Regions from separate parts of the Homo sapiens genome. Here region 2 is linked to region 1. A link is an interaction called in ENCODE POLR2A ChIA-PET data of the cell type or tissue named here. Cell type or tissue: PC-3. All regions are shown on one strand. Each heading gives the region's core, and the rest is flanking DNA. Links, peaks and the distances in the headings are about the cores only.

Region 1 (15,944 bases), core at 7,914-10,413:
AGAGAGTCATCTCACCATTAAAGACAAACATAGCGTGAAAGTGAAGGAATGGAAAAAGATATTTCACGCAAATGAAAACCAAAAGCAAGCAGGCATAGCCATACTTACATAAGATAAAATAGACTTTAAGTCAAAAACTGTAAAAATGACAAAGAAGACTATTATATAATTTTAAAGGAATTAATTCAACAAGAGTATATTACAATTATAAATATATATGCACCTTATGCCAGAGCAGACAAATATATAAAGCAAATGTTATTAAATCTAAAAGTAGAGATAGATTGCAATACAATAATGGCAATAATAACAATACTCCCACTTTAAACAATGGATAGGTCAATTGGCAGAAAATCAACAAAGAAACATTGAACTTAAACTTCACCATAGATCAAATGCACCTAACAGACATTTAGAGAACATTCTATTCAATAGCTGCAGAATGTACATTTTTCTCAAAAGCGCATGGAACATTCTCCAGGATAGATCATATATTAGGCCATGAAACAACTCTTTAATAATATAGAAATCATATCCAGTATTTTTTCTCACCACAATGATATAAAACTAGAAATCAAAAACAAGAAAAATCTTGAAACCTTTCTACATACATGGAAATTAACAATATACATTTAAATTACCACTGGGTCAATAACAAAATTAAAAGAGAAATTTTAAAACTTTTTGAGACAAACAAGAAGAATGGAAACACATCATATGAAAGCCTCTTATACATGGCAAAACCGGTTCTAAGAGGGAAGTTTATAGCAATAAATGCTTATGTCACAAAAGAATAAAAAAAATTCTTATAAACAACACATTAGTGCACCTCAAGGAATTAGAAAAACAAGAAATAATTAAACACAAAAAAGTTGGATAGCCTAGAAGAAATAGATAAATTCTATGTCTTTTAAGTGGAGAACTTAAACCATTTGCATTCAAGGTTGTTATTGATATCTGTGGTTTTGTTCCTGTCATATTAATTATTTTCTGGTTGTTATACATATGTATATAGAGAGAGATAAAAAGATACAGATATAGATATTGATATATAAAAGATATAGAAATATATCTTTTCTTTTTCTCTTATTGATTGTTATTGTGGTTTGGTGGATTGCTGTAGTGGTACCGCTTGAGTCTGTTCTTCTCCTTTGTGTGATTGCTTCATCAGTGAGTTTTACAGTTTTGTATGTTTTCATGGTGGTAAATATCCTTTGTTTCCAGGTTTAGGACTCCCTTGAGCATTTCCTAAAGGGCCCATCTAGTGATAACAAATTTTCTCAGCATTTGCTTATCTGAGAAAGACTTTATTTCTCCTTCATTTATGTAGGATAATTTTGCTGAATGTAGTATTCTTGGCTAATAGTATTTTTCTTTCATCACTTTGACTGTATCACCCCATTCTCTTCTGATCTGTAAGGCTTCTGCTGAGAAATCTGCTCTTGGTCTGATGGGATTTCCTTTATAGGTGACTAGATGCTTTTCTTTTGCCGTTTTTAAGATTTTTCTCTTTATCTTTGACTTTACACAGGTTGACTATAATGTGCCATACAGAAGATCTTTTTGCACTGTATCTTCCTGGGAAATCACTGAGCCTTCTGTATCTGAGTGTCTAAATCTCTTATTAGACTTGTGAAGTTTTCATCTATTATTTCATTAAATGGATTGTCTAATCCTTTCTTTGTCTCTTTGCACTCAGGGATACCAATAATTTGAATATTTGACCACTTTATGTTGTCCCAAATGTGGCAATGGCTTTGCTTGGTCTTTATTATTATTATTTTTTTCTTTATTTTTCTCTGAATGGATTATTTCAAAAGACTTGTATTCAAGTTCTGAGATTCTTTCTTCTGCCTGATCCAGATTATTTTTGAATATTTAAATGTATTTTGTATTTCCTTCAATTAATTTTTTAGTTCCAGAATTTTCATTGCGTTATTTTAAAAAATATATGGTCAGGTGTGGTGGCTCATGCTTGTAATCCAGCACTTTGGGAGGCCAAGGTGGGCGAATCACTTGAGGTCAGAAGCTTGAGACCAGCCTCGCCAACATAACAAAACCCCATCTCTACTAAAAATACTAATAAATTTGAATATATGACCACTTTCTGTTGTCCCAAATGTGGCAATGGCTTTGCTTGGTCTTTTTTATTCTTTTTTTCTTTATTTTTCTCTGAATGGATTATTTCAAAAAACTTGTCTTCAAGTTCTGAGAGTCTTTCTTCTGCCTGATCTAGATTATTTCTGAAGATTTCAAATGTATTTTGTATTTCCTTCAATGATTTTTTTTAGTTCCAGAATTTTCACTGGGTTATTTTTAAAAATATATGACTGGGTGCGGTGGCTCATGCTTGTAATCCCAGCACTTTGGGAGGCCAAGGCAGGCGGATCACTTGAGGTCAGGAGTTTGAGACCAGCCTGGCCAGCATGACGAAACCCCATCTCTACTAAAAATTTAAAAAATTATCCAGGAGTGATGGCATGTGCCTGTAGTTCCAGCTACTCGGGAGGCTGAAACAGGAGAATCACTTGAATCCCGGTGGCAGAGGTTGCAATAAGCCAAGATTGCACCACTGCACTCCAGCCTGGGCAACAGACAACAGAGTGAGACTCTGTCTAAAATATATATATATATATATAATATCTTTTATACAATTTTTATTCAGTTCCTGAAATATTTTTCTGATGTATTTGGATTGTTTTTCAGAATTCTCTTGTATTTCACTGAGTTTCTTTAAAATAAGTATTTTGAATTCTTTACCTGGATTTCAAACATTTCTTTTTGATTAAGATGTGTCTATTCCCTAAGGATTATTGTGTTTCTTTAGAGGTGTCATATTTCCTTGCTTTTTTTTTTTTCTTTTTTTTTTTTTTTTTTTTTTTTGAGACGGAGTCTCGCTCTGTCATCCAGGCTGGAGTGCAATGGCACGATCTTGGCTCACTGCAAGCTCTGCCTCCCAGGTTCACGCCATTCTCCTGCCTCAGCCTCCTGAGTAGCTGGGACTACAGGCACCCGCCACCATGCCCGGCTAATTTTTTGCATTTTTAGTAGAGACAGGGTTTCACCATGTTAGCCAGGATGGTTTCGATCTCCTGACCTCATGATCCGCCCGCCTCGGCCTCCCAAAGTGTTGGGATTACGGGCGTGAGCCACCGCACCCGGCCTTTCCTTGCTTTTAAAATTTCCTGGGTCATTATGTTGATATCTGTGCATCTGGTGTAACAGTCACTTCTTCCTATTTTTGAATTAACTCTTGTAAAAGAGGACTTTTCCTGAAGATATATCTATGGTGTTGGTCTGATAGGGTACTTTGCCTTTGATTCTGTGTGTGTGTGTAGTAGTGTAGTCTCTGTATGATTTCTTTGGCTGTAAACAGCATTAATGGCATCTGTGATTTCCTCAGTATGCTAAAGTACAGTTATTAGAGGATGCTGTGGTGAAGTTGTGCTGGTGGCTGAGATGCCAGGTGGGCCAGTTTTCAGGCCCCAGTGGTGGCATCAGTGGCTGAGCATGCCTATTTTTGTGCCCCAGGGTGGTGTACACTGGTATTTCTGTTGGCAGTTAGCAGTGAGCAAATTCTTGGGACTCCAGGTGGCTTGCTCTGATGCTGGTAGTGGCAGCAGTGGACCAGGTGAATGAGTGAGTGGATTCTCAGGCCCCTGGGCAACTAGTGTGGTTTAGGCAATGACAATAAGAGTGGGAGAATAATTCTCTGGGTCAAGCAGTGTGCCTTGATATTGGTAGTGGCTGCGATGGACTAGACAGGCCAATATCCAAGCCTAAAGATGGCACTTGCAGGTAGGTGCCAGCTGAAGTGGTAGCAGCTGGGAGTTTAGGTCCAACCGCAGGCTCCACAAGGAGTGCTGAGATGCCCGAAGTGGTAGCTTGAATTGGGCAATCTCCAGGACCCCAAGCTATGTTCTCTGTCCTGAAGGGAGGGCTGAAACCAGGGTAGACAGGCCTGTGCTCAGGCCACCCAGTGGTGACAGCAGGCACCAGCTGTGGTGGGCAGGGGCATAACAATCTTCAGGTCCCAGGTGGAGTGCTAGGATGAGAGGCAGTAACAGCTATGCTGAGGAACGCCACTAGAGAGAGTGCGGCCATCGTTCGTGGCCACAGCCTGAACCAGCATGTGGGGAACACGCATCACTCTTACACTTGGTGCTTTCCCCCAGCCCTGGTAGCAGCAGCCCATGCCTAGCTCGCTCTTCCATCCCAGCTGCAGGAGCCCCCACCCAGCACACGACAACGTCCCAGCAGCAATTCATGCCCCACTTGTGTCCCAGTCTCAATCCTGGTAGTGCTTATTTCCTGGCATCAGGAGCTGCAGCCCACACTTTTCTTGCTTCTTAGCTCCAGCCCCAGGAGCACACTCAGCTCATTCTCTAGTTTTAGCAGCAGTAGCCTGAGTTTCCATAACATCTCAATTCTGGCACCACTGGGCCACAGGGCAGTGTGCAGTCTGCCAAAGGCTAGGTTTGATAATAGCACTTTGCTGTAACCACTTAAGTCTCAGATAGGGTGTGGAACCCGGTGCAAGCTCTCTCCCTAGTACAGTCCCATCCCACAGTCTCCTGGCAGCTACCTATGTTAATTTCAGGGGTTGGGAGGGTCAAAGGGTTCTCCCGTGACCAGGATTACATGATTCCACTATGGGAACGTTAGCTGCCAGAAGTCTCTCACTCATCCTTTCCTCGTGCTGGGAAATCACTTTTAGCACCCAGGCAATCCCTGCCAAGCAGGCTGCCTCTTTATTTTTTCCTTTCTTGCTTTCAATGTGTCCTGTCACCTCTCTGTTGAATTCAAGTTCTCTCTGGGATAACATATTCTAATATAGTTCAGATGTTTGTCCCCTCCAAATCTCATATTGAAATGTGATCCCCAGTGTTGGAGGTGGGATCTGGTGGGAAGTGTTTGAGTCATGGCAGCAGATCCCTCATGAATGGCTTAGTGCCCTCCTTCTGGTAATGAGTGAGTTCTTCCTCCGAGTTCACAAAAGATCTGATTGTTTAAAAGAGTCTGAGAACTTCTCCTCTCTTTCTTGCACCCTCTCTTGCCATGTGATATGCTGGCTCCCCTCTGTCTTCTGCCATGATTGTAAACTTCCTGAGGCCTCACTAGAAGCAGATGCCAGCACCATGCTTCCTGTACAGCCTGCAGAACTGTAAGCCAAAATAAACCTCTTCTCTTTATAAATTATCCAGCCTCAGATATTCCTTTATGGCAGCACAGACTAACACACTGTTCATGTACTATTTAGGTTCTTCTAAGTGGAGGAGGTGGTATGAAATGCTGCTAGTCAGCCATCTTGAAGCCCCCTCTTTGAAATTTAATTTTAGCCTTTTATTTTTACTTTTTTTTGGCATTGGGGGAAATATTTTATAACAGACTTGAATTCCTTTTTTACTTACTTAACTCTATGTAATGACCATTCACATGCATTATTGAATACCTGCAAAACATCACTAATCATTATTTGTAATATCACATTGTTGGGATATGCCCTAACTTATAAAACCATTTATCTATTTTTAAGATATTTATTTCCTTAAGAGAGATTACTAGAATTAGCAATATTGATTTAAGTAATATAAACATTTCTCACGGTCCCGAAGTGTAGCAATAAATAGCCTCCTTGAAATCGTTGGTACCTTCCAGCTGTGATTTTAAAATAATCCTGGAAAATGACCAAAAATTGCCTATTAACTTTGTTACCAGGGAAGCCTTGATGAAATAACTGGGAAAGTTCTTTTCCTTACTGTTTTTCTTTAGTCTCTTATTTATAGGCACAGCTGCTTGAAGAAACCATATGGACTTGGATGGCACCAGAGCTTTATGACCTATGACCAGATACCAGAGGGAGATATGACCCCCAAACTGGCACAAACTGAAACAGATTACCTTTAGCTGGCATAAGTCATTAATATATTATTATAATGCTAACATTACCTACCCCAAAAAGAAAGTCTCTGCTATTCTGTATTTTGTGTGTATGAGTTTATGTATGTTTGTGAGTTGAGCCTGTACGTCTGGAGTCCCACCCTGCACATACTAACATTTCTCTCTCACTTCTCACACAGTCCTTAAAAACCCCATTCCTTCTGTGATTTGAGGAAAAGGGATCTTTAGAGTGAGAGTGCACTGCTTCTCGATTTCTCGCCAGTGGCTTGCTGGTCTTTCCAACTGGGTGTTCTTTCTTTGCAACCAACATAAAGTAGAGAAAGAACTCAGTTTACCAGTGACACTTTCTGATAATCCAGTTATATTAGCAGCTCTACAACTTCTTTTATTTCTTGCACTTCCCATATAATTTTTCTTTTTCTCTTTTCTTCCTTGCATCCATGCAGCATATTGATGGATGCCAATAACATAACCAGTATGAGAAAAACAAAAAAATATGCTTTTTAGATGATCAAGGCTTACTCTTAGCTAATGCAATGGAGAAAAAACTGTCAGATTAATGTATGAATGGGCTGGACAATTAATGTTTATTTTAAGCTAATCAAATATTAATATTAGGTAAAAGCACTGAATCTAGAAAAAAAGCATTTTCCCAAATTAAACAAATTCTTCATGTCTTTTAGCAATGCTATTTGTCTTTGCTTTCCTAAATTTCATTTTAACTTAATGTTGACTATATAGCAAATATTAAAACATATATTCAGAATTCCTTTTAAACAATCTATAGCGTTCAAACTTTCAGACTTGCAATATTATGAAAAATCTGAAGATGGCTAAGAAACATAGCAAGGCCTGGTGGCAAGAGCTATAATCTCTGAGTCAGAAGCTGAACTTACTACCAAAAGCTGAATGACCTCAAAAAGGTCATTTAAGTCCACAGTGTTATAGTTTTACAGACTATAAAATGGGCATAATATTTATCCTGTATATTTAACATTAATATAATGAATATAATGTTTCAGTTAGATTCACAAATATTTATTTTCTTTTTTTGGACAGGGTCTCACTCTGTTGTTCAGGCTGGAGTGCAGTGGTGTGATCTCAGCTCACTACAACCTCTGCTTCCCAGGCTCAAGTGATCCTCCTACCTTAGCTTCCTGAGTAGCTAGGACTACAGGTACATGCCACCACACTCGGCTAATTTTTGTATTTTTTTAAAGACGGGGTTTCACCAAGTTGGCCAGGCTCGTCTCGAACTCCTGAGCTCCGGTGATCCACATGTCTCAGCCTCCCAAAGTGCTGGGATTACAGGCATCAGCCACTGTGCCCAGCCTAATACCCTTTTATATCCCAAGCATTCTTCTAGATATAATTTTTAAAAGATGTGCATAGTCTCTAACTTCATGGAATTTATAAGAGATTAATGACAATGATGACTCACAAAAGTATGATGAATGTTACAAAAGGAAATATAAAGGTAGCTGTGAGAGCTTTAGATCAAGGGGATTTAAATCTGTGGGGGAATCTCCTGAGAAGATGAAGGGCTAAGGCCTAGGAATAGGGGTATAACAGAGAAGATTAATATCTTAAGTTTTCAACTTGGTTGCATATACGAATAAAAATAGCAGCCGAACATGCTTTACTGACTTTTAGTGTGCTTAAGAAATTAGTTGCCGATATTGAAAAACTTTGAGATTACAGAAAAAAATCAAATTTCTAGTTTTCTTGAAAAATTAGAGGATCTAAGACATGGCAGCAATCAGTTGAACCAAGTAGCAGCTGCTTTTATGAGAGTATGTGTTCTCCATTTTGCCACAGGTACCAGCAATCCTGACCGTATTATACCTGATCTGCTTCACTTTAATCTGCCTCTGCTACATTTGGATTTTAATATCTGATCTAAAAAGAAGGTTGTACTATACACTGAAGAAGGGAAGTAAATCCTGTGTGTCTTGAGCAAGAGACAAAGAAGAATCAGAGTGGGAGCTGAAGCTGAAGTGGTATGTAGGTATCTGATACAGACAGGGAAAAAAAAGTGTTTTTCCTTCTCTAACACTCATTCAATACGGCACAGAATGCTTCTGTGACCAGATGTGAGGGAGGGGTTCCCCACACATCAAGAAAATCTCCAGCAGACACCAGAGGGGTGTCCTGGAATTCTATTCAATTCTCACATTATTTACCTGGAGATAACTTAGGGTAAGGGCTCAGTCCCACAAGACTGACACTCACTTCAGATGCCAATCACAAGCCACAGGTTGTTACCTTTTCTTCCGACTGACTGGCTATAAAGCAGGGGTTCCCATGACCTCTTCTTTGAGTTTAATTTGCTAGAAGAGCTCACAGAACTCAGGAAAACACTTCACTTATATTTACCCATTTATTATTAAGAATACTTCAAAGGATACAGATGAACAGCCAGATGGAAAAGATGCATAGGGCAAGAGATGTGAGAGCTTCCCTGCCCTGTTTGGGTGCCACCCTCCAGGAACCTCCACATGTTTAGATCCCCAGAAGCTCTTCAAATGCAGTCCTTTCAGGTTTTTATGGAAGATTCATTGCATAGGCATGACTGACTAAATCATTAGCCACTTGCGATCGACCCAAATTTCACTCACCCTGGTTGGAGAGTGAAGCTAAAAGTTCCAAATCTTAAATTGCAGGGTTGGTTCCCTTGGCAACAGTTCTCCATTCTGAGGCTATCTAGTAGCCCCCAGTTTTCCAGGAGTCCCCAGCCATCAGTCATCTTATCAGCTTACAAAAAGACATATCACTTAAGAGACTTCAAGAGTTTTAAGAGCTGTATGCCAGGAAAAGGGAAGGAAAACCAAATGTATTTAATATTTCACAATATCACAGTGCCAGATGCGGCAGGCCTGGTAAGCCTTAGGTCAATGGATGCCACTGAAGAGACTAAAACAGGGAAATAACATGCTCATATTTTAGTTTTAAAAATGCATTTCTAAGTGCAGTGTGGAAAGTGAATTTCAAAAAGCTGAAGATGAAAAAGTATTAATTTGCATTATATTGCAAAACTTCAGATGAAAACCAAGGATACATTTTAAATTTTGTGTGCAGTAGGTTCTATTGTGATAAAAGAAAGGTACTGTGACTCTTCAACTTTCTCTAAAGACGATAAAATAAAAATTAGTCATATCTTGAGAAAACATTGACCAAAATTATTCTAACATGAAGGGGAAAAAAATTTGCATAAAAAGTGAAAAACCAGACGATAAAACCTGAGTGATAAAAGTTTCCCGTATGTTACAGAGAGTCTTTCCCTTGCTCAATACAGTACATCTTAGTATTATTCAAATAAACTTAAACTAAAACAGACTCACTAAAAAGGACATAACTCAGAATGACCCATGGGGCTTATTTCCTGTTAGATTCTATCCCTGGTTCTGCTCTATAATTCTTTTTGAATACATTTCAGCAATGATTCATCTTGTCAGTCTGCCAACAGTCTTTCCTACTGAGAAAGTGGCATGTACTTCACGTACTTTAGCAGAAACACAATTGAAGACTTTGCTTAGATTGCCCCCAATTATCTTATTTACTTCTCAAAAATAAGTCATACTATTTTTATCAGTAATATGGCTCTCTAAAACTAAATATTATATGACAAACAGTGAAAGTTCATTTAAAACACCAAGAAAACACTATCAAGGGTGACGGACCTGCATTTTGGGGACCTAGCCTCCTTTAGCAAGGCTCACTGCCTGGGATCTGTGTGGACACTGCGTCTGATGTCCAGGGTAAGTCTCTGCCTTCCAGGCCCAGCCTAGAGCAGTGGGTACCATGGCACATCTGACAGCATTGCACACTCTTTTTTTTTTTTTTTTTTTGGTGATTCTTCTGCCCTAATATATTAGCAAGATTTTAGTCAAGAATATTACTTCATTATTATAGTCTCACTTTATTCCCTACTATCCTCATCTCCACCTCCAGATTGAGACCTGGAGTTCATGAAGAGCTGAGCTAAAGTAATAATACTTGGTTATTTTAAATGGCTAATATTAAATAATTAATATTTATTGAGTCATTATGTATCAGAGACTATTAAAAGTGCTTTGTATGTATTAGTTCCTTTTATCTTCACAATAACCGTATCAAATAATTAGGGAAGTTATCATTTTTAAAAATAAGAATACCCAGCCATATAGTGATTAAGTTAACAGCCTATGGCCAAATACAGCAGGTGGTGAAGGTGGAATTTAAAACCTTGCTATTAACCATCACTCTATAGCTCTAGAGCCCACACTTTGAAGCTCTACATGATAGACATTCTGCTGTACTTGGAGTCACATTTTTTCTGTAATATTTGACTTCATTAAATGTGCTGTTTTCTAGGTGACCTCTGGTCAGCCACGAAATTAGGCTCCTGGTGGATACATTCTATCAGTCATGAGTATGAGCAGACATAACTGGATATCAGTAACTGACATAAGTTCAAGCTGGGACCCCTATTTTTCTCAACTCCTGGAAACAGTGACCTCACAGTTCTCTCTTGTTTTTTCCTTCATCTTTATCAAGTCAGACCGAAACCTTGACTTTTTGCTTCTCCTACTTAATGCCTTTATTGTAGATGACATTCTTTCCTCAACTGGGCATGAGTAATGGCAGAGAGCAAATAAGGAATCCTCTCTCTCTTTCTGGGTCAGAAACAAAAAAGGGGGAAGGAAGCCTACTTCACGCAAATATGTTATGGAGGTTTTGCTGGCAGCAAGGATTTTCTGTGTTCCTAAGATCCAAATTTCCCAGCTGCAACTCAAGATCTAATTTTCCCCAACGGAGAAGTGATTAAGCCAAATCAGTCATAGACTCACCTCTTGAACCGTTCTCCTGAACTCTCATTTCCTTACAAGCAATACATCCTACCTTTAAATTGTTGAATCCATCAATTTCCCTCCATTGTTATCCCCAGTAACCTTGCAAAGATCACCATCATCACTTACCTAAATTACTGAAAACGCATCCTACCTGGTTTCCCAGGCTCCTATCCACCCCCATTCTCATTTCATTTTTCACACTGTAGCCAAAGAATCTTTGAAAAATGCATATCTAGTCAAATTACCTCTATGTATAAAATTCCTCAATGACTCTCCATTGTTCTTAGAGAAATCAAAATGTTTCAATATTGCTTTCAATGACCCCAATCTCATTTATATTTCCAGATTCATCATTCATCATCCTTCCCAAAAGTGGCTCTTCAGTCTTTTCCATTCTATCACCCATAACTCCTCTTTATTTCACTAAGGTAATATATATTTTTTCTTACCTATGGATATTTGCATGTCTTTTCTCCCAACCTCTCATTGTCCCTTCTCCTTTTCCAGGCTAACCCTTTCACATTTTGTATGCATCCATATCACCCTATTTTCCCATTGTTTTCATGGAAGGTTGCATTTTAATTGTTATTATTTGTATAGTTTGTACCTCAAGCTAAACTGTAAGCTACACAGGAACAGGAACTACTTTATTTTGATTACAATTGTATCTCCAGCACCTATTTCAGTGTCTGGCAAATAACAGGTATTCAGTAATAATTTATTGAATGAATGAACACATGAGTAATCTGCTGCATTATGAGTTAAATAAGTTCCCATGGGTCTATCTGAAAGCTAAACTTTCAAATGAAGTTCTGGAATAGTCAGTTAATAATTTGGGATTTTGCTCCACTTTGCCCATTTGTTTATTTAGAAATGGAATGCATTTTTACACAATCATCTGTTCCTTTCCTCCTTAAAGGCCGCTTCTAGATTTCTTATATTTGTTATTTAATCAAACAGGAATACAGAATAAAACCATGATCAGAGGTAGAGATGTCAGAAATAGCATTAGGAGAACTAGAAACAATAGAAAATAGAAAAAATAAATGTTATAAAGTGTTGACATATTACCTGGTGTTTATTGAGTGTTTAACAACTAGCACTTAGTAGGTCCCCCCAAAAATGTTAATTTTCTTTGTGAATGCAGCAAATTTTCAGAGTACTCTTATCTGAATGTCCCTGATAGAAGAAGATGTTGATAGCCATACAGATGCCTCTCTGTCTATAGAATCAAGTTTAATCATTGACTTTAAAATTTTAGTGTCCAGCACTGTAGTATAATAAGTTTATTGTGAGATCTTCCCCCTATAGAATTACGCATTGTGAATAGAATGGAGTCTTGGAGTCACTGTAAGTCTTACAAAAGGTTTGGAAGTTATGTTAGTATCTTTCTGAGTAGAGGAGTGGTGGTGGGTAGGTTTAACTGTGGCCAGTGCTGGCAGCTGGAAACAGTAGGCTGCCCAGAGGAGTTGGATTGCCCTGAGACAGATACTGGTAGTATAACACTATTGGGATTCTGAGCCTTAGACTAGCACTGAGGTGTCAGCTTGAGCCTTCACTTTCAGCTGATTTAAGATACTTACAGAGAATTTAAGTGGTCCTTGGCTATTAGAACCCTTTGGATCTCAGCACAAGCAATGCCTCTCTGTTGAAATTATTGCCTAATTTAGACCCACTTGAATGCCACATAGTAAAGTAAGAGTAGCTCACAATAAAAGCTTATAAAGAAAAGGCAAAGTTAACATTAGCTAAAGCTAGCAAAACCAATAAACAACAGATCTAGACCCCCTAGACTTTATGTATGGAGTCATAAGAAAGAATGCTGGAAGATGGCTGATTAGAAGCAGATGCAATCTGTGGCTCTCATGGAGAGAAATGAAAGGGGCGAGTGAACTCAATACCTTCAACTGAAATATCTGAGTTCTCGCACTGGTACTGACTAGGCAAACAACTCAACTCATGGAGAACAAAGAAAATAAGGGTGGGGGTGATGGTCCATCCTGGAGTGTCATGGAGCCGAAGGAACCCCTACCCCCAGCCAAGGAAAGTGGTGAGTGATGTACGACTCTGCCAGGGAAACTATGCTTCTCCCACAGATCTTTGCAACCCACAAGTCAGGAGCTCCTCTTCCGAGCCCATGCCACCATGGTCTTGGGTCCAATACACAGAGCTGTGTGGAGTCTCAGTAGAGTAGCTGTTCAGGCACACACAGAGACCTGGGAGTTTTACATACTTTAGCCCCAAGATCCCTAGCAAGGTGGGAGATCCATCTGCACATATGCCTAGGAAGAGGGCCGAATTCAGGGAGCCAAGCAGCATCATTCTATGGATTCCACTTCCATGGCACCTCACAACTTAAGACCCACTGGCTTGGAATTCCAGCCAGCCAATGACAACAGTCTGGAGTCTGTCTGAGATGGAACCAAGTTCCCAGGGGAAGAGGCAGACACCATCTCTGTGGTTTGGTTGACTCAGCCATTCCAGCCTGCCAGCTTTGGAGAGTCCAAACAGTTTGAATGAGGAAGGAACCCCCACAACACAGCACAGCTGTTTTGCCAGATAGTGGCCAGAATGCTTCTTTACGTGGGACCCCAATACATTCCTCCTCACTGGGCAGGACCTGCCTGCCAGGGCTTCAGCCACTCCAATCAGAGTTATGTGAACAGAGCTCCATCCCAGGGAGAGATCAGTTGACTCAGCTGTTCCAGCCTGCCTACTTAGGAGAATCCAAATGGTCTGGATGAGGAAGTGTTTCCTCCCACAATTCAGCACACCTTTTTTACCAAAAAGCAGCCTGACTAATTCCTTAAGCAGTTCCCTGATCCCATTCCTTCTGAATGAGTGAGACCTTCCAACAGGGGTCTACAGCCATCTCCTACAGGTGCATTTGGACTGGCAATAGGTCAGTGCCCCTCTGGGATGGAGCTCCCAGAGGAAGGAGCAGGCTGCCATCTTTCCTGTTTTGCAACCTTCACTGGTGATACCTCCAGGTACAGGAAAAAGTGAGGCAACTAGGGTCTGGAGCAGACCCTGAGCAAGCTGCAGCAGCCCTACAGAAGAGTGGCCTGACTGTTAAAAAAATAAAAAGCAAACAAATGGAAAACTACTACAACAACATCAACAAAAAAGACCCCACAAAAACCCCATTCAAAGGTCAGCAACCTCAAAGATCAAAGGTAGATAAGTTCACAAAGATGAGAAAAAAATCAGTGTAAAAACACTGAAAACTGAAAAAGCCAGAGTGTCTCTTTTCCTCCAAATAACTGCAACATCACTCCAGCAAGGGCACAGAACTGGGCTGAGGCTGAGATGGCCAAATTGTCAGAGGTAGGCTTCAGAAGGTAGATAATAATGAAATTCACTGAGCTAAAGGGGCATGTTGTAAGCCAATGCAAAGAAGCTAAAAATCATGATAAAACAATACAGGAACTGAGAGCCAGAATAGCCAGTTTAGAGAGGAACATAACTGACCTGATAGAGTTGAAAAACACAGTATGAGAACTTCACAATGTAATAACATGTATCCATAGCAGAATAGACCAAGCAGAGGAAAGAATCTCAGAGCTTGAAGACTCTGTCTTATCTTTCTGAAATAAAACAGGAGGACAAAAACAGAGAAAAAAGAATGAAAAGGAGCAAACAAAACCTCCAGGAAATATGGGATTATGTAAAGAGACCAAACCTGCGACTGATTGGAGTACCTGAAAGAGATGGGGAGAACGGAACCAAGCTAGGAAACATGTCAGGATATCATCCAGGAGAACTTCCCCAACATAGCAAAACAGGTCAACATTCAAATTCAGAAAATGCAGAGAACCCTGGTAAGATACTCCACAAAGATACCAACCCAAAGACACATAATCCTCAGATTTTCCAAGGTTGAAATGAAAGAAAAAAATGTTAAGTGCAGCCAAAGAGAAAGGTCAGATCACCTACAAAGGGAAGCCCATCAGACTAACAGCAGAACTCTCAGCAGAAACCCTACAAACCAGGAGAGATTGGGGGCTGTTATTCAACATTTTTAAAGAAGAATTTCCAACCCCAAATTTCATATCCAGCCAAACTAAACTTTATGAGCACAGCAAAAATAAGATCCTTTTCACACAAGCAAATGCTTAGGGAATTCGTCACCACCAGGCCTGTCTTGCAAGAGCTCCTGAAGGAAACACTAAATATGGAGAGGAAAACCCATTACTAGCTACTACAAAAACACACTGAAGTACACAGACCACTGACACTATGAAGCAATCACATAAATAAGTCTACAAAATAACCAGCTAGCATCATGAAAACAGGATCAAATTCACAATACTAAACTTAAATGTAAACGGGCTAAATGTCCCAATTAAAAGACACAGAATGGCAAACTGGATACAGAATCAAGACCCATCAGTATGCTGTATTCAAGAAACCCATCTCACCTGCAAAGACACACCTGCAAAAACACTCAAAATAAAGGGATGGAGGAAAATTGACCAAGCAAATAGTAAACGGAAAAAAGCAGGGTTGCAATTCTACTTTCTGACAAAACAGACTTTAAACCAATAAATATTTTTTAAAAAAACAAAGAGGGGCATTACATAATGGTAAAGAGTTCAATTCAATGAGAAGAGCTAACTAACCTAAATATATGTGTACAGGAGCATCCAGATTCATAAAGGAAGTCCTTGGAGACCTACAAAGAGGCTTAGCCTCCCACACAATAATAGTGGAAGACTTTAACACCCCATTGACAATAATAGATTATTGAGACAGAAAATTAACAAAGATATTCAGGACCTGAACTCAGCGGTGGATCCAGTGGACCTGATAGATATCTACAGAACTCTCCATCCAAAAAAGAAAAAAAAAAAACAGAATATACATTCTTCTCATAACCACACGGCACTTACTCTAAAATGGATCACATAATCGGAAGTAAAACCCTCCTCAGCAAATGCAAAGGAGCTGAAATCAGAACGAAAAGTCTGTTAGACCACAGTGCAATCAAATGAGAACTCAAGATTAAGGGATTCACTCAGAACCATACAACTACATGGAAACGAACAACCTGCTCCTGAATGACTCTTGGGTAAATAACAAAATTAAGGCAGAAATCAAGAAGTTCTTGGAAACTAATGAGAATAAAGAGGCCATGTACTAGAATCTCTGGAACATAACTAAAGCAGTGTTAAGAGGGAAATTTATAGCACTAAATGCCCATATCAAAAA
Region 2 (15,944 bases), core at 7,133-9,632, 470 kb before region 1:
TTTCCCTGGAGAGGAAACACTCCATGTAATTCTTATATTTTCTAACTACTCCTCCCTAATAATATTTGCTATTATGATAATTGGTGATTGCTCCTAGTATATAAATGCCTCATCATTATCTTTTGATGTTATCAGGGAAATTTCCTTGCAAACCTTGTAAACTGGGATCTTGTACTTTGCCACCATGGCATCATCTGCATAACAGGTTTGTTTCCTTTACACTCAAGCCTAAAACCAATTTTGTTACATTCCATAGATTCTCCTTTGTTTTTTTCCCACACCTATCTCCCTAGGAATTAATTTAATTAGACTGTCATGTAAATCAACAAGGGAACAACATGTGTAGTTTTCATTCTTATTGGGAGCATGAATTCTTCTTAAGAGAATTATGAAAAACATAAATTTTAAGAATTTATTCCATGTGTACATATAAATATCAAATGTAAATATAAGAAAAATGAAAGAAGATAGGTTCAAAATGGACTTACCCTTTACTAATTGTGTGTCATCTCTTTATTCTATGCAGATTTTTAGGATTTCTTAATATTATCAGTATTTGAGATTTTCATAAATACTAAACATTTTCAAGGTGGACTTCTGAGCAAAGTATCATGTGATAGGGTGTCTAATAGATTAAGAACTCTTTAATAAGAGTTAACATTGGACTGAAAGATGACTAAGTGTTAGATATATGCATAAAGTATGCTATGAAGTAGTCATCATTGTTATCACCATTGTACATTGAGAAGAATGGGGCTTAGAGAAGATAAACATATCCATTAGTAGAGCTGGGATTTCAGCCCAGGCTTAAGTCCATCAACAGGATCTTTAATTCTAACCACCATGCTTCCAAAAGAAAGACTACATTACCCAACTAGATACATCATCAAGCCATTTTTTTTTATCATCTAGCTCAGCAACTCTTTTCCTGCATGAATGTCATTCCAAATCAGGAATATATCCATATTTGTTGAAGATTTATCATGGATCTAGTAGTACCCCTTTACCACACAGTAAAAAGATAACAAACTGTTATAGCTCATTCAAAATATATAAAGTTGCAAATTATATTTAGAATAATTAGGACTCATAGAACCAAAGATTATGCTGCCTTATCCTATTTCTCATTCTCAAGATCTCACTTTAAATAGAATTACCTCTTTTCAAGGAAACATAATCTCTATGAAGATTAAATTTTATCCTTAATTCTATCTATGCAGTGAATCACATTTATGATTTGCAGATGTAGAACCAGCCTTACATACGTGGAATAAAACCCACTCAATCGTGGTCTACTATATTTTGGTTGTGCCGCTGGATTCAGTTCGCAAAAATTCTATTAAGGATTTTTGCTTTTTTTGTTTTATTTATTTATTTTAATTTTTATTTTAGCTTTGGGGGTACATGTGAAAGTTTGTTAGATATGTAAACATGTGTCATGGGGGTTTGTTCTGCGTATTATTAAACCACCCAGGTATTAAGCTCAGTACCCAACAGTTATCTTTTCTGCTCTTCTCCTTCTTCCCACAATCCCACTTCAAGTAGACCTGGTGTCTGTCATTTCCTTCTTTGTGTTTGTAAGTTCTTATCATTTATCTCCCACTTATAAGTGAGAACATGCAGTATTTGGTTTTCTGTTCCTATGTTAGTATCAGTGTTCATCAGGGACATTAATCTGTAGTTTTCTTTTTTGGTTGTGTCCTTGTCTGGTTCTGGTATCAGGGTGATACTGGCTTTGTAGAATGAGTTAGGGAGAATGTTCTCATCCTTGATTTTTTGGAACAGTTTCATGAGGATTGGTACCAGTTCCTTGCACATTTACTAGAATTTGGCTGTGAATCCATCTGGTCCTGGGTTTTGTTTTTGTTGGGAGAGTGTTTATTGCTGATACAGTCTCACTGCCCATTATTGGTCTATTCCCCACTTCTGTTTCTTCCTGGTCCAATTTTAGGAGGTTGCATATTTTCAGGAATTTCTCAGCATCAGTCATGCTCTGCTGCAATTGCCTGTTAAAGGCAATATTATCATTTTCCTTCTAAACCTGGAATAGTAAGCACTGTTTGTGAGAAGTCAGATCTACTTTGTGCTGTTCCTCTGCCAATATTGAGTTGCTTATCTCTATTGACATATGCAGCTTCTCTCTGAGCCTGGATCTAGACCTGTAAAATGTAATTAACTGTATATAAATTATCTTTTAAGAAGAGAATCAAATATCAAATTTATCTACAAAGTTAGGCAGAAAAAAAGTATAAGCCAGGTATGGTGGCACACACCTGTAGTCCTAGCTACTCGGGAGGCTATGATGAGAGGATCACCTGGGCCTAGGAGTTTGATGCTGCAGTGAGCTATGATCGTGCCATGCACTCCAGCCTGGGTGACAGAGTGAGACCTTGTCTCTAAAAAAGTATTTTTACTATTATTATTATATAATAATTTAGAAATATAAAGAAAGTTCCATCTTAAAACCAGATGTTCAGAGCTCTAGCAGCTTTCTTATTGATGATCTGCCATTCCCACCCTGTCTTTACCAAGAAATGAACCAAGCTTCGTTTAGGAAACATCAGGTTTCACTTACTTTTAATGTAATCACTTTTGAGCATTTTTCCTATTTTCTTTAATTTTCTATTTGCTTTTACTAAAAGTGAAATGATTTTCTTACAACTTAAAATGTAAGCTTTAGACCACAGGTAAGAAATATAAAAGAAAATATAAACTGTATGAAAGCAGGGATATTTTTTGCTTTTTATTTGCTGATGTATTTGTAACAATTAGAGAAATATCTGCCACATGGTAGCACAAAAACATTGCTGAATAAACTGAACAAGTGTAATGCAATTCAGTGCTAATTTCCAAAGAAAGTATATGTATATACTATACCACATGCTAGATATAGTGCTGGGTGATTTATGTATACTACTTCATGAAAGTAGCACAAAAATGTTAAGAGGAAACTACCTTTAAGAAAAAATATGCATTATCCTATGTTATATAACTTTTAGAATAACTTTTTGATAGCTGAAATCATAAATGTGATAGTTTCCACTTGTGAGAATTTCAAACTAGATAATTTTGCTAATCTCTATAATAAACATAAAAAGAAGGCACCATTCTCATTTTAGAGATGAGGACACCAAGACACAGAGAATAAGAGCTTAGGGCCAATGACCATTATATCTCCATCATTCATTCCCTGGCATCACTCTCACATTCTCTGGTGCCTCAGTCCATTGGTCACTTCTTCCATCTCATCCTGAGATCTTCATTTATCTCTCTTCAAGTGCACATGGGGCCTTGAAATATTGAATATTTTTAAATGGAGAAATGGCTTTTATCTAATATGTGGGAACACAAAGACAACTAGGATTGCGATCTCTGGCATTCTAGTGGAATAAAAGATTATTAACAAGTGTTCAGGACTTCTCCAAGTATTAGGAAGTTTACCAAATACCTTATTTAATATGCAATATAACTACTGTGAAAACATCTTAACCAGCTTTTCTCTGTATTTATTTCACTAGAGAGCCTCTTTTAAGAGTTGCTACCATTTAGGTAAGTATACTAATTTCAGTTCTCTGGTGGATGATACTATCCACTACAGATAGATACCAATGTCTAGGGCACACATTTGTAGTGATTTTCTAATACAAAACATTTCTTTCTCATAAAATATGTAGCTGCATGATGAAACTGGAGGGAGCCATGCCACTTCTCTGATACTTCGTTACCATAGATCTAAACTTCATTGTGTATCTTTAAAATGCCTCTTTTAGATAAGATTCTTTAAAAATAAGACAATGAAAAATAAGCTCTTGAATTTAACACCATAGGAAATAATTGTCTGATTAGGACCAGACTATAATATCTGTAAAATATATGTCTTTATAAACACTTGTCTCATTAATAAATTTCCTACTTAAAATTTGAATTACATATATAAAAGTAAGATGTTCTTGCTGAAAAATAATTTCCTAATGAGCAGCAAAGTCATACAATCTATTTAGCAGAGTTATTACAGTTATTACTAATAAAATCGGCCTCCATTTGAATGTGGAGAAACTGCATTGGTTCCAATAGCAATTATACATTATCCTTAAATTACATATTGAAACTTGGTGGATTTATGCCAAGATGTAATCAGAAGGAATCATGAGGTGAGCAATTTTCAGAGCTCAATTTAATTCAACATCTTTTTAACTGCCTCTTCCAAGATTATAATTACATTTAACAATTGGTTTGATTGAAGGAGAAAAAAATCATACTGCTTTATTGACCACCATTTTACATACTTGTTTGAATGGCATTGCATGTGATATAATTTGTAATAAGGCCAATTATGAGAAGGGCAGGAACACCAGTATTTTTTAAATTCTGGTGGAATGTTTTAAAATTTTAATATAAAAAGTTAAAGGGCCCTCTTTCTAGAACTCAGTGTCACAGAATAGATATATTTTTCCCTATTTATCACAGCAATTAGTGCATTAGTTGACCAGATAGAGAATGGGATGTTGAGTAGAACAAAGGGTTGAATTTTGGAATCCGTTCCTTACAATCTCAGTTAAATAAGGCAAGGCGTTTGGCTAATAATGCTTTTTTACACCTAAAACGAGAATTATAAGCTTGCTTTACATGATTTTCAGGAAAAGTAAACTATGTATATGTTTATATACACCATATATATTTATATGTGCCACATGTATGTTTACATATACCATATATTTACTTATGCTATATATACACCAGTATACATATACCATATATGCATACCATATAGATATCATGTATGTGTGTACATGTTTGTATGTGTATATGTGTGTGTATCTCCTATGTTAGGAGACAGTTCTCCATGACTGTGTCACACTTTTACACATCTTGTGACAGCTTTTATTCCAGACTATCTTTCCAAGTATATTTGTAGAGCAAAGAGCCTTGAAAAATAGAGGTAATATTTCCCTCCGAGACACAGGGCATATTTCTTTCCTTCTGAGCATAATAAAGATATAGTCTTCCTTTGAGGCAAAGGTTAGGTGGGTTTGCTGTTAGCTCCCTTATAATATTGTGGATCTCCTAAGCTTGATGCTACTCAGTGCGACACAAACTGACTGCGTGCACGTCATCCATCTGGGCATGTTCAACATTACCCTTTCCATGGAATTGGAGGGCAAGGAAGATCATGTGAACATGATGTTTATGTTGCTTGCTGTGCCGTGAGTAATAAATTCCTTTGTCTCTGATCCCAGAGTCATGTACTCTGCTGGCATCTATGAAACTGGGGCAAGCTAACTTGTTAGACTGTAGCAAGGGTAACATTTCAGTGCCACCACAGTTCTTGACACTGAGGCACTTAACAGAGGAAGATATTATTTCTTCCCATTTTGAATCATGTGATTAAAAAAAACTGGCATGAAAGAAAAAGACATGAATGGCCTTACTTTATGTGTAAACTTTATATTATCACCAAGGAAGCATTCCTGAAATTACAACTGACGTGTATATGTCTAATAAGCATTGCCCAACCTCTCTTATTTCCTCCTTATGTTTTTCCTTTACTTTATTTAAATAAATAGTGTTAGCAGAAAAAATTAGAGAGAAAACCCAAATGCTTGACTTAACCAGAGAACCAGGATTTGGGGGTACTTAATATTTCTGTAAACAGAGAAAACCGGGAGCTGAAACCCAGTCACGGCTCATCCCACTGGCTAAGCTGGCAAAATATGCAAATCTGTTTTTAGCCATTTTGGTGGGGGAAAATATAGTTTTTTGATAGTCCTTTTTAAAAGGAAAATCTGGGTAATAATTGCCACTTGGAAACAATATATAAATGGCAGGTTAAATATTTTAATTAGGTCCTTCTTTCACTAATCTATGCAACTGTGAGTAAAACCCTTTATTTCATGATCACATTATATTAGCTAATACCACCACTATGATTGTAAAATAAATGTAAATGAGAAATATTCCACAAATCTTTTTTTCTTCCTTTTTTTCTGCTTAAAAATAACAAATAGCAGAATTCTCTTTGTTTCTTTAGGAGATTAAAGAACCTCTATCTGTTTCATAGCTCAAAGTAGAAATCAAATCAAAACATAGCAATTCTTTCATTAAAGTATAAACTATGCCTCTCTTTTTCCATTAAATGCCTTTGGCATGAAATAAAACTGGGTTTGGCTATGTTGAGGCAAGACATTGGGAAGAGCAGCAAGCACACCCTGTCACTGCCTACCTGAAATATAAAGCTGCCTCTTTAATACCTAAACTCTTACTTAGTGTAAGAATTCCAGGCAATGAGACAGCCTGGTTGGCAAAACAAAAAACAAAAACAACAACAACAACAACAAAAACCAACCAGTCAGTTATTGATGTTTGTTCATGTTTTCCTTGCAGTAACTTTTTGAAAAACAAATGCTTGATGCTAGTGGGTAAAAACAACCATTACGAATTGATGAATCAGGGAGACACTGAGTATCCACTACATTGTCAGCACTGGGTGGATGCTTATTTAAAATCCCCCTGATTGATTAACTGATGATGCTTGTTTCTATCCACTAGTATCAGTAAGTGATTTTATAGTTCCTTAATATTTTTCTGATAAGGAAATAAATTAAAATTTGCTGAAATTTAATACAGATATAAAATAAGATAGAGTGTCGATATTTAACATTTTATACTTCCAAATTGTCATCAAAACTGTTGTGAATAATATATCACTAGGGAGTTCACCTTTTAGATTTGTGAAATAGCTAATTGATGTATAAAGTACTTCAATAGGCTTCATGTTATTTATCTTATTTGCTTTGTGCATTAACTGTGCTATAATAGGATCAAGGTTCAACTACATTTGAATATATTTCAAAAATTCAGTTCATAAATTAACTTCAATAGCTAAAATAGGAGCCATTATATGTGACATTGTTAACATTTAAATTTGAGGGATGGTACCAGGATCTTTTTTTTTTCATGATTAGGGCAAACTGCTGCACTGATCATTTTAAAGTACATTTTAACATTCAGGAATCACCGTATTTACATATTAAAAGCTAGGAAACCAAGCCTGGTGCTGCGCCTACACTCTCAACTACTGTGGAGGCTGAGGCAGGAGGATCACTTGAGCTCAAGAGTTTGAGTCCACTGTGGGCAACAGATCAAGACTTTATCTCTGAAAAAAACAAAAACAAAAACAAAAACTAGTGAACCAGAGAGCTTATAACATTTGCCTATGATATTTAGAAGATGGGGCATTTGTAAGAATCTGTCATGTCTTAGAAACACCTAGACTAGTATCTTAACAACTTATTGCACAACCTCCAAAAAAAAGTAATTAAAGAAGAAGAGGAAGAGAATGGCATGTGAATAAGCTGTACTGAGGTGGGGATTTCCTAGCATCAGGTATTATACATTCTATTGGTTGGTTCTTAGTTCTTACCATCAGGGTTGATGGTGGGTATCTGCTGATAAATGCACTAAACACATTTTTAAAAATACATTTTCTCCCATACATTACAGCAGTAAATAAGTTGATAACTTTGATTTGGCCTTCAAATCATAGCCTTAGAAATTCTTAATGGAAGGAACTTTGTCATTAATGTGAAAGTGTTAAGCATATTGCAAAGAGTCATGCGATTAAATGTAGTAAACTCATGGCATATACAATATTTTGTCAGTCTTTCCTAAAAAATTTGGAATGTTTTTAGTATAAAGTTTCTGGAAGATTTATTATTATTATTTATTATTATTGCCTGATTTTAAAGATTCAAAAACAGTTTTACAAGTTTGCCCATGTGCTCAACTGCTATCTGTGTATGTTGTGATTGGTTTATTTGTAAAATGCATTTCAAGGTAAGTTCTCATTTAAAGGGATGTATATCATAATTCAAATGTGTTAAGCTACTGAGATTCTCTTTCTGGTTTGAAAGGATGATAAATACAGTACAGGTCCCATCCCCTTTAAAAAAAAAAAGCCCAAAGAATCACTATTAAACAACCCAAAATAAATGATTCATTTTGTCTTTATAAATTTGTGGACACAATGATATGAGCTTTATATGCCAACTTGTACTTTTTATGAAGAACTGCCACCAAGTGGACATTTAACGCAAATTTAGCTTACTGCTTAAAACTTTGATGAACAAGATATTTGAAATAGTCATTTATAACCTACATTACCAGTTGTTACTCTAAATGGCAACCTAGTAACCAAGTATCAAGGTGAAGACAAACACAGGAGAAACCTTTAAAAACTTAAAATTTGAACATAACGTAATTCTGCAATCATAAATATTTACATATTTTACATTTGGCAACAAGTTCACTGTTAACAATTCTATTGCATGCAAAATGTCTAACTAAGTAAAATCTATGTTATGTGTCAACTTCCTTATTTGTAAAATGGAGATATCATCAATAGCATCTACCTCACAGGGCTATTGTGAGAAATAAATGAGTCATTGTAAGTAGAGCTCTTAGAACTGCAGTTAGCTGGAATTGCTCAGGTCCTTACTAGTCCTATTACGAGGTCAATGGTTTTTAATGAGTGAGAAAAGTCCCTTTTAGGGTCTTATCAGAATTGCTTGGGAAACTCCCAAATTGAAGCCATTTCCCCCCTGTAAAATCTCCCGCAAGCTCTAATGGGTTATGCTCCCATCCCCCATTCTTCCTTCTCATATTCATATGCTGAATCCATTTCCCACAAACCTCTTTACTGATGACAATGAGTTAAATACCTCATGTGTACCATTGCAAACTAATTGTTCAGAAACCTCTTCTAGAAGCTAAAAAGCCAATTGTTCTAACTTGTAGGAGAATTCAAATAAAAGGAGAGACACTTTGTAAATGCTGCAAAGAAGATGTATGAGTTTCCTTTCGGTTCTGTAACAAATTACCACAAACTTAGTATCTTTTTAAACAACATGAATTTACTTTGTTACAGATGTGGAGGTCAAAAATCTGAAATAGCTATTACAGGGTTGAAGTCACATGTTCCTGGACCAAACTGAGGGTCAGGCTGCTATTTTCTGTGGCCCAATAATGAGATGCAGATGAACTGGGGAGGAAGAGAGTTTTTATTTCTGCAACAAGTTACATGGAGAAGGCCTGGAAATTATCACCAGAGCAACTCAAAATTACAAAGTTTTCCAGAGCTTATATATCTTCTAAGCTATATTTCTACATTTAAGTGTGCATTTATCTAAAGACATAAGTGATTAACTTCTTTTAATCCATAACTAAGGTCTAAGTCCTAAAGACTTCCTCTGGAGCCTCAGTAAACTTACTTAATCCAAATGGGTCCAGGTGCTGGGGTGATTACCCTTATCTCGTCTGCTTCTAAATTACTCAGGTTTGGGGAGTTCCTTTAGAACCCCAACAAACTAGTTTGTAGAGGCCTGGGGAGTTTTTTCAGATCCCCAATAAAACTTGTTGAATTCTAAATGGATCCTGTTAAGAATTCCTTTGTTATTTTATCATGCTTTAAGGTCCAGGAAAGACCTAGGCAAAACTCTCGGTGGGCTTTTGTTACATTTCAGTCTTTACAGGGCACTGGCTTTTTCAGCTTTTAATATTCAACTTAACTACTCAGTCGGTGCTGAAACAGTTGTTATGGAGGCCTGCAATAGTGAGACCTGGCCTGCAGCAATCCCCACTGTCAATTTGCGCATGATTTCTATCATGCTTGTAAATTTATTTACCATGATAATTGTAGGGAGTTGTCTTTCTGGCAACTTCCTGCTGAGAGAGGGTCATTGCTATGGGGCACCAAACTCAGTGCTGGAGTGGAAGAGATCAGTTTGTTCCTGGTAGCACTCCCTGTTTTGGGGGCTTAGAGGAAGTTCCTGCTGAAGCATAATAGTATGCAACAGCAACCCATAAATAGGTTGCTGGTGGTTTCTTCTGAAGTTTAAGTTGTTGAGTCTTCAGTTCACAGGGCTTTAGGAAAGCACAGCTTAGGTCTCAGTTATTTCCAATTAGGAAAAATGGGGGAAAAGGGAAAGAGAAAGGAAAAAATTGAAAACATTATTTTGGAGAATTGTAGCAAGAAAAATTAGAATTTAATCCAAACTGTAGAAAATAATAAAAATTGAAAAACATCAGGCAAGCCTAGAATTTAACAACAGGTATACTATAGCTTTTGAAACATTTTTCTCTCTTCAGTTTCCCATTTTTATTAAAAGACAAATCATAGTAGGACTGGTTTACTTTATTATAGTTGGCCTAATTATTTGGATACAGTGCAGCAAGAATAACTATTTTTCACATAGTCCTTTTAAACTGGCTTTGATGGAACTTTGTTCTGTAGAAGGAATCTGATATAAGACCTTTTTAAAGCTGAGCCCTGCCATGGATTTGTACCATCAAATACCTATGAGTTGGGTGAGTTCCTTTCCTCTGAAGGTTACAAGATAACTTGAGGTCCCTGGCTTGTAAGAAAGTGACATTCTTTACTTACCACAGATCAGAAACCCTGTACAGGGACTGTGTACACAAAATATGAGGCCAGTTTTCCAAGGGCTTTATTGGTGCCAGAAGTCAAGTTTGATTCCCTAAGAGAGAGCATAGCATTCCAATCAAAGCCTTGGTAAAATAACCAGTTTTTTAAAAATTGTGTTCTGTTACAAAATAAAACAGATTCTTATTGCACTTATGCAAATAACTATATTGCCATAAATTAAGAATACTCACAAATAGTTTCAGATATTTGGAAGAATCAGGTAGAGAGAAACAAATATGCTTCAAATTTTGTGGAGTATACTTTACTTAATTGTTAAAAGCTGTTAATAGCTCAAAAGAAAAGTTTCCTTTACTCTGAAAAGCAAAATAAAAGATTAGTAACATTTTAAGCAAAAAGTCAAAAAGATCATTTCAGTCTCCTGTTAGTTCAGTTCATGAAGTTAATTCCTGTCCTGCTTAATATTAACAAATATTTTAGCTTTTCAAGAGTCCTGAACGTTTTTCCTTTATTCTGATGTCACAATCTCCAAAGTTATCAGAAACCTGCATTTAAGAGCACCTGTTAGAACTTTATAGCTGATTATAAAGCCACCCTCTAAAGAGGACAAAAACAAGACAACAATTGTTTATGGATGACAAAAAGTTTTAGGGTAGCCATAAAGACACAATTGACAAGGAAATCTGTTATCTCTGTGGCACAAAATAATTTAACATAAAAATTTTAATTATTAATAACATACACTAAGAGATATAGAATTATAGGAGTTTCCCACAATTTTGGAACACATACTAATGATATATTTATACAAATACAGCCCAAAGAAAGCCAGACCCCATTTTATATTTGTCAATGCTTCCTGTATGGTTTTTGGTACCAAATAAACCAAATTTCACCTTTACATTAGTGTACTATTAATGTTAAACTCAATTCTTAATAAAGCATTATAGACATATTTACCAAATTTTAATATTTGACCATAAGGCAAGATTTTTATAGACCTTTTATAACCTTTTACAATTTTTGTTAAAGAGCACATTAGCGCTCCTAAGAGAAACCTGTTGTGTTTTTATTTTAATGCTCAATTTACAGAAAAACTGGATAATACTCCTTTAACTTCAGCCAATATGTTTACACACAGAATTTCCTTTACATCAAACTTCCACAACTTGCTTAAACTTTCATCTTTATTTTATCCAATTTAAAACAATCCTTTAGGCTTTTAATCTAGGCACAAATCCACATTCTCATGCCTCCTTATAATCTGTTTACCAAAAGTATATTTTACTTTCCTTACACACCTTACAGATAAACTATTCCTTCAGTAGTCTTAAATACACATTACATTGTTAACTCTTAGCAACCTTTACTTTTGGTGAAAACCTTGGTAAGTTTGGGATTTTAATTATGTACTAGGTGTGGAGCCTAGGACCTAGACAGAAGCGCAGATAAGGTTTGACTTATCCCAGCATCTAACTCCATGTGTCCCAGGCCTTATCTAGCTGTAAAGCAGGCAATTTGTACAGGTAAGAGTCACAGTGGCATTTGATAAAGCATTTAGAAGGCCTAATCACCTTTAAGTTGTACAACATTTCTTGCATAAATTCCCTTTTCATAAATTATTTCATGACTTTCACAGACAAGCTATGACATGCCTTGACTTTCTGACTTGTCCTAAATGACAGAGCAGGAGCACCGTCATCTTGGACAAACACCACCACTTTAAGTTCCAGCTCTCTTGCTAACCTCATACATTTCAAGGAAATCACTTCTCTTCCAGGAACAAGCAGACAGAAAGAGTAGACAATAAAGCACAGATAAGGAGAGGTGAAACTGACTGGGCTTCTGGGTCGGGTGGGGACTTGGGGAACTTGTCTGTCTAGCTAAAGGATTGTAAACACACCAATCAGCACTCTGTGTCTAGCTAAAGGTTTGTAAATGCACCAATCAGCACTCTGTAAAAACTGACCAATCAGCACTGTGTAAAATGGACCAATCAGCGCTCTGTAAAATGGACCAATCAGCAGTACATGGGCAGGGCCAAATAAAGGAATAAAAGCTGGCTACCCGAGCCAGCAGTGGCAGCATGCTGCGGTCCCCTTCCGTGCTGTGGAAGCTATGTTCTTTTGCTCTTCACCGTAAATCTTGCTGCTGCTCACTGTTTGGGTCTGCACTACCTTTATGAGCTGTAACATTCAGTGCGAAGGTCCTGCGGCTTCACTCCTGAAGTCAAGCGAGACCACAAACCCACTGGGAGGAACAAAAAACTCCAGACGCGCCATCTTTAAGAACTGTAACACTCACCGCGAGGGTCAGCGGCTTCACTCTTGAAGTCAGTGAGACCAAGAACCCACTGGAAGGAACCAATCCAGACACAATAAGACAGCTCAGGCATAGAGGGAGGTGTAGGGGAAGTCTCTTGTGTAACTGCCAAACTTCATTCTCATACATTGGGCCAAGTAAAACAGTGGGCCTTAGTAAGCGTGTTCCTTTCCCTTCAGGTGCGCTGAGAAAGGGAAGCTAAAAGCAGACTCTATGATGATATGCCTGCAGCTGCACAAAGATGTGTGGGAACAGACACATAGCTCTCCCTTCCAGATAAGCACAACAAAGAGACACAGAAGCAGTCCAAGCCTCTGATAAACTCACCTGCCCTGAATCCTTAAAAACTCTTAGTCTATAGGAGAAAGGGCCTCTGACCTAACTCAGCCAAAAACCCCTCTCAGGTTTATTCTCTAAAATACACCTGTCTTTAACCATCGAACCACTTTTTGTGTTTCTTTCTTCTTTTTTTAAATTCTTACACTAAACATTCTTCTTTTTAAACAAGCAGTTATTTTACTTTAGGACAAGAATTTACCATGCAAGAGTTTTTCTTATATGAAATCTTTTTTCTTTAATAATTTTTTGCATATTTTATATGTCCCCAGGACTTATCTAGAATTTAACATTCCAAAACAAATTGAACAATTTTTAAGTTAAAGAAGCAGTTTATGACCTAAAGCATTTAGCAAACCTAATATTCAACCTGCATAATTTAGACCAAATGTTTACATTTTTGAAGATATTTTTATTTTACCAATAATCTTTAAAACTCTATTTTTATAACTTTCTTTATATCTCTCTTATTTCCTGGTTTCTCTTACCTTTTTTTGTATATAAACTTTAAATACGCTTCGAATTAGACAAAAATTAGTTACCCTTTTAAAAAGACACAATTTTTAGAAAGAATGCTTTCCTACAATATATTTTTATTGAAAAATACCCGAATACTGAGATATCTGTTTAATTTAATATAACTTTAGGTTCCAAATTATGACATTTGTTTACAAGTATTTATCCCATTACATTTATTTAATTATTTATTTTAATCATTTACCTAGATTATTTACAAAAACTGTGATAGTCATTATTTAAAGTTATGAAACCACCATGGCAAAATTATAACTGAGACGGTGAAAATGATCTGACCTAACTTACTCCATCTTGGGTCTAACTTCCAAGCTATTCTTGTTCATTAACTTAGTTTATAGTTTAGCTTTGAAACAAAGACGATAACAGCCCTTTCCCAGAACAAACTTCCTTCACGTCTGTGGACTAGACTGCCTAAGGTCACAAGATTAGAAGTTAGGGTATTTTACTAAATAATTGAAGATGCAGCTATCTTCATTAAACCAATATTAATGTTTTATTTATTACACAAGCAAAGATCAGTCCGTTTGGGGCTGAGTTATAGTTTTGTAGCCTTTATGCCAAATTTTGACACCTTATAGTATTTGGCAGAAGTAAGTATGAAATTGCTTGAACAATAAATGCAAACAAAAATGTATGCTGGCAACTCTTAAGACATTTCTAATATTATTTTATCAATAATTGTTAAAGCTAGCTTACTTATTGAAGATCTTAGTTTAGTCACATAAACTTGAAAAAGCATTCCTTTTTTATGTTAAAATATTTAAGAACTTTTGTTTTTCTTTGAGACAACCAATTAGAACTCTTTTATGTGAAACATGGTGTACACAAGACATAAATACATAGACATATTAGGCATGCCAATAGATATATATTTTATAGATTCATAAGACCTCCTTTTTCCTATCTTAGACTTGCAAACTCTTGATAACCTGGTTTATTGCTCTGGCACTTGTCAGCTAAGTAGCCCTAAATCTGCATATTAAAGGAAATAACTCTGAGGTGAAAAATCAAATGGCAAGACTAACATCTCAAGGTACACAGAGAAAAAGTCTGGTGGTGCTAGAAGGAGATTAAATATGGATGTGCCAGATCAAACATAAAATTATAGAAATTTAATGTAGGACTGTATAAGGAGATTAACTTTACTTAGATATTGACTACCTGTCTTTTAACTGGATCTTTGAGCTCTGGGCAGAACCCACACTGAATCTTGGGTTTTTCAAAAAGGGAGAATTATTATGAGGCTAGACTATGTGATGTTTTTACAGTGCACTTAAATTTTTTTCCAAACAGAGACATTTCTAACTGTCTAAATTACATTTTTTTCTTAAAAATCCCTGTGTAACTTATGTTGCAATAGCTGTTAATGAAGAAAACAGAATTGAGTCAACTGAGAAGAAAAAAACTTTTGCTCAAAAAGACAAGGTCCTAGGAGAGAAATAAACAAAAACAAAAACAAAAACATGAAGGCCTTTTAAATACAAACATGCACACATGCACACCCATGTATACACATCTTGGATGTTAACTTTTAATTAAGCTGACTTTTAACCATTGAGCTCCTAAAAAAATTTTTTTCCTTCCCAAAGGCCTCTCAGCAGGAATAGACCTGATACTTCTCATTTCCAAGTTCACATGGTATGAAAAGGAATAAGACAGATACACAAACAAGTGGAGACAAATTTTGGACAACACAAGGGGGATTGCATGCAGGCAAAACAGACTCAAAACCAACTCAAAACCTGGTCTCAACCAAAATGCAAAGTGGGTTTATGAGCTCCTCCTATTGCTTCCCTTGGTGGTACCGGACAAACAGTTCAATGAGTCCAGGCTCCCAGCATACGATCCAGTTAACCAACCTTTTGAACACATCTGCCCCTGATCTCTGTTCTTCCCCAGCAGTGAAAGGGACGTGCAGGTTTGCACATGGGACAGCCTACAGGAGGATCCCCAGGAAAATCTCACCAGCAGCTTCTGGGTTCCTCCTGAAGACTGCCTCGTCGTAAGCCGCTGGCCACTGAATGCAAGACCATCCCCGTCTCTCCTGGCTGGCTTGCCAAATTTTGTTCCCAGACCAAACTGAGGGTGGGGCTACTATTTCTCGTGGCTCAATAACAAGATGCAGATGAACTGGGGAGAAAGAGAGTTTTTATTTATCCAACTGGTTACAGGGAGAAGGCCTGAAAATTATCGCCAGACCAACTCAAAATTACAGGTGTTCCTTAGCTTATATACCATCAAAGCTGTATGTCTACATGTAAGTGCGCATTCATTAAATACAAGTGACTAACTTCTTCTGCTCTATAACTAA

What was found. ChIA-PET counts read pairs that join two places held together with the same protein. Peaks named below come from ENCODE experiments on the same cell type or tissue, not always from the same donor. Only the 100,000 strongest peaks of a DNase experiment are listed, where the experiment ranks them.
Region 2: POLR2A ChIA-PET joins it to region 1 with 5 read pairs; 1 of 35 experiments calls an interaction of 5 or more read pairs at or near these places.

The regions. Positions count from the first base shown.
Region 1 is chr1:186,529,273-186,545,216 of GRCh38, reverse strand. No RefSeq gene overlaps it. Among named protein-coding and RNA genes, the nearest start is that of PDC, 76 kb to the right of the region's middle. In PC-3, for the core only: no CTCF peak of the experiment used is centred there; a DNase peak (open chromatin) is centred at 9,336; H3K27ac peaks cover 2,023 bases.
Region 2 is chr1:187,003,280-187,019,223 of GRCh38, reverse strand. No RefSeq gene overlaps it. Among named protein-coding and RNA genes, the nearest start is that of LINC01036, 82 kb to the left of the region's middle. In PC-3, for the core only: a CTCF peak has its summit at 8,070 (motif pointing left); no DNase peak of the experiment used is centred there; H3K27ac peaks cover 2,205 bases.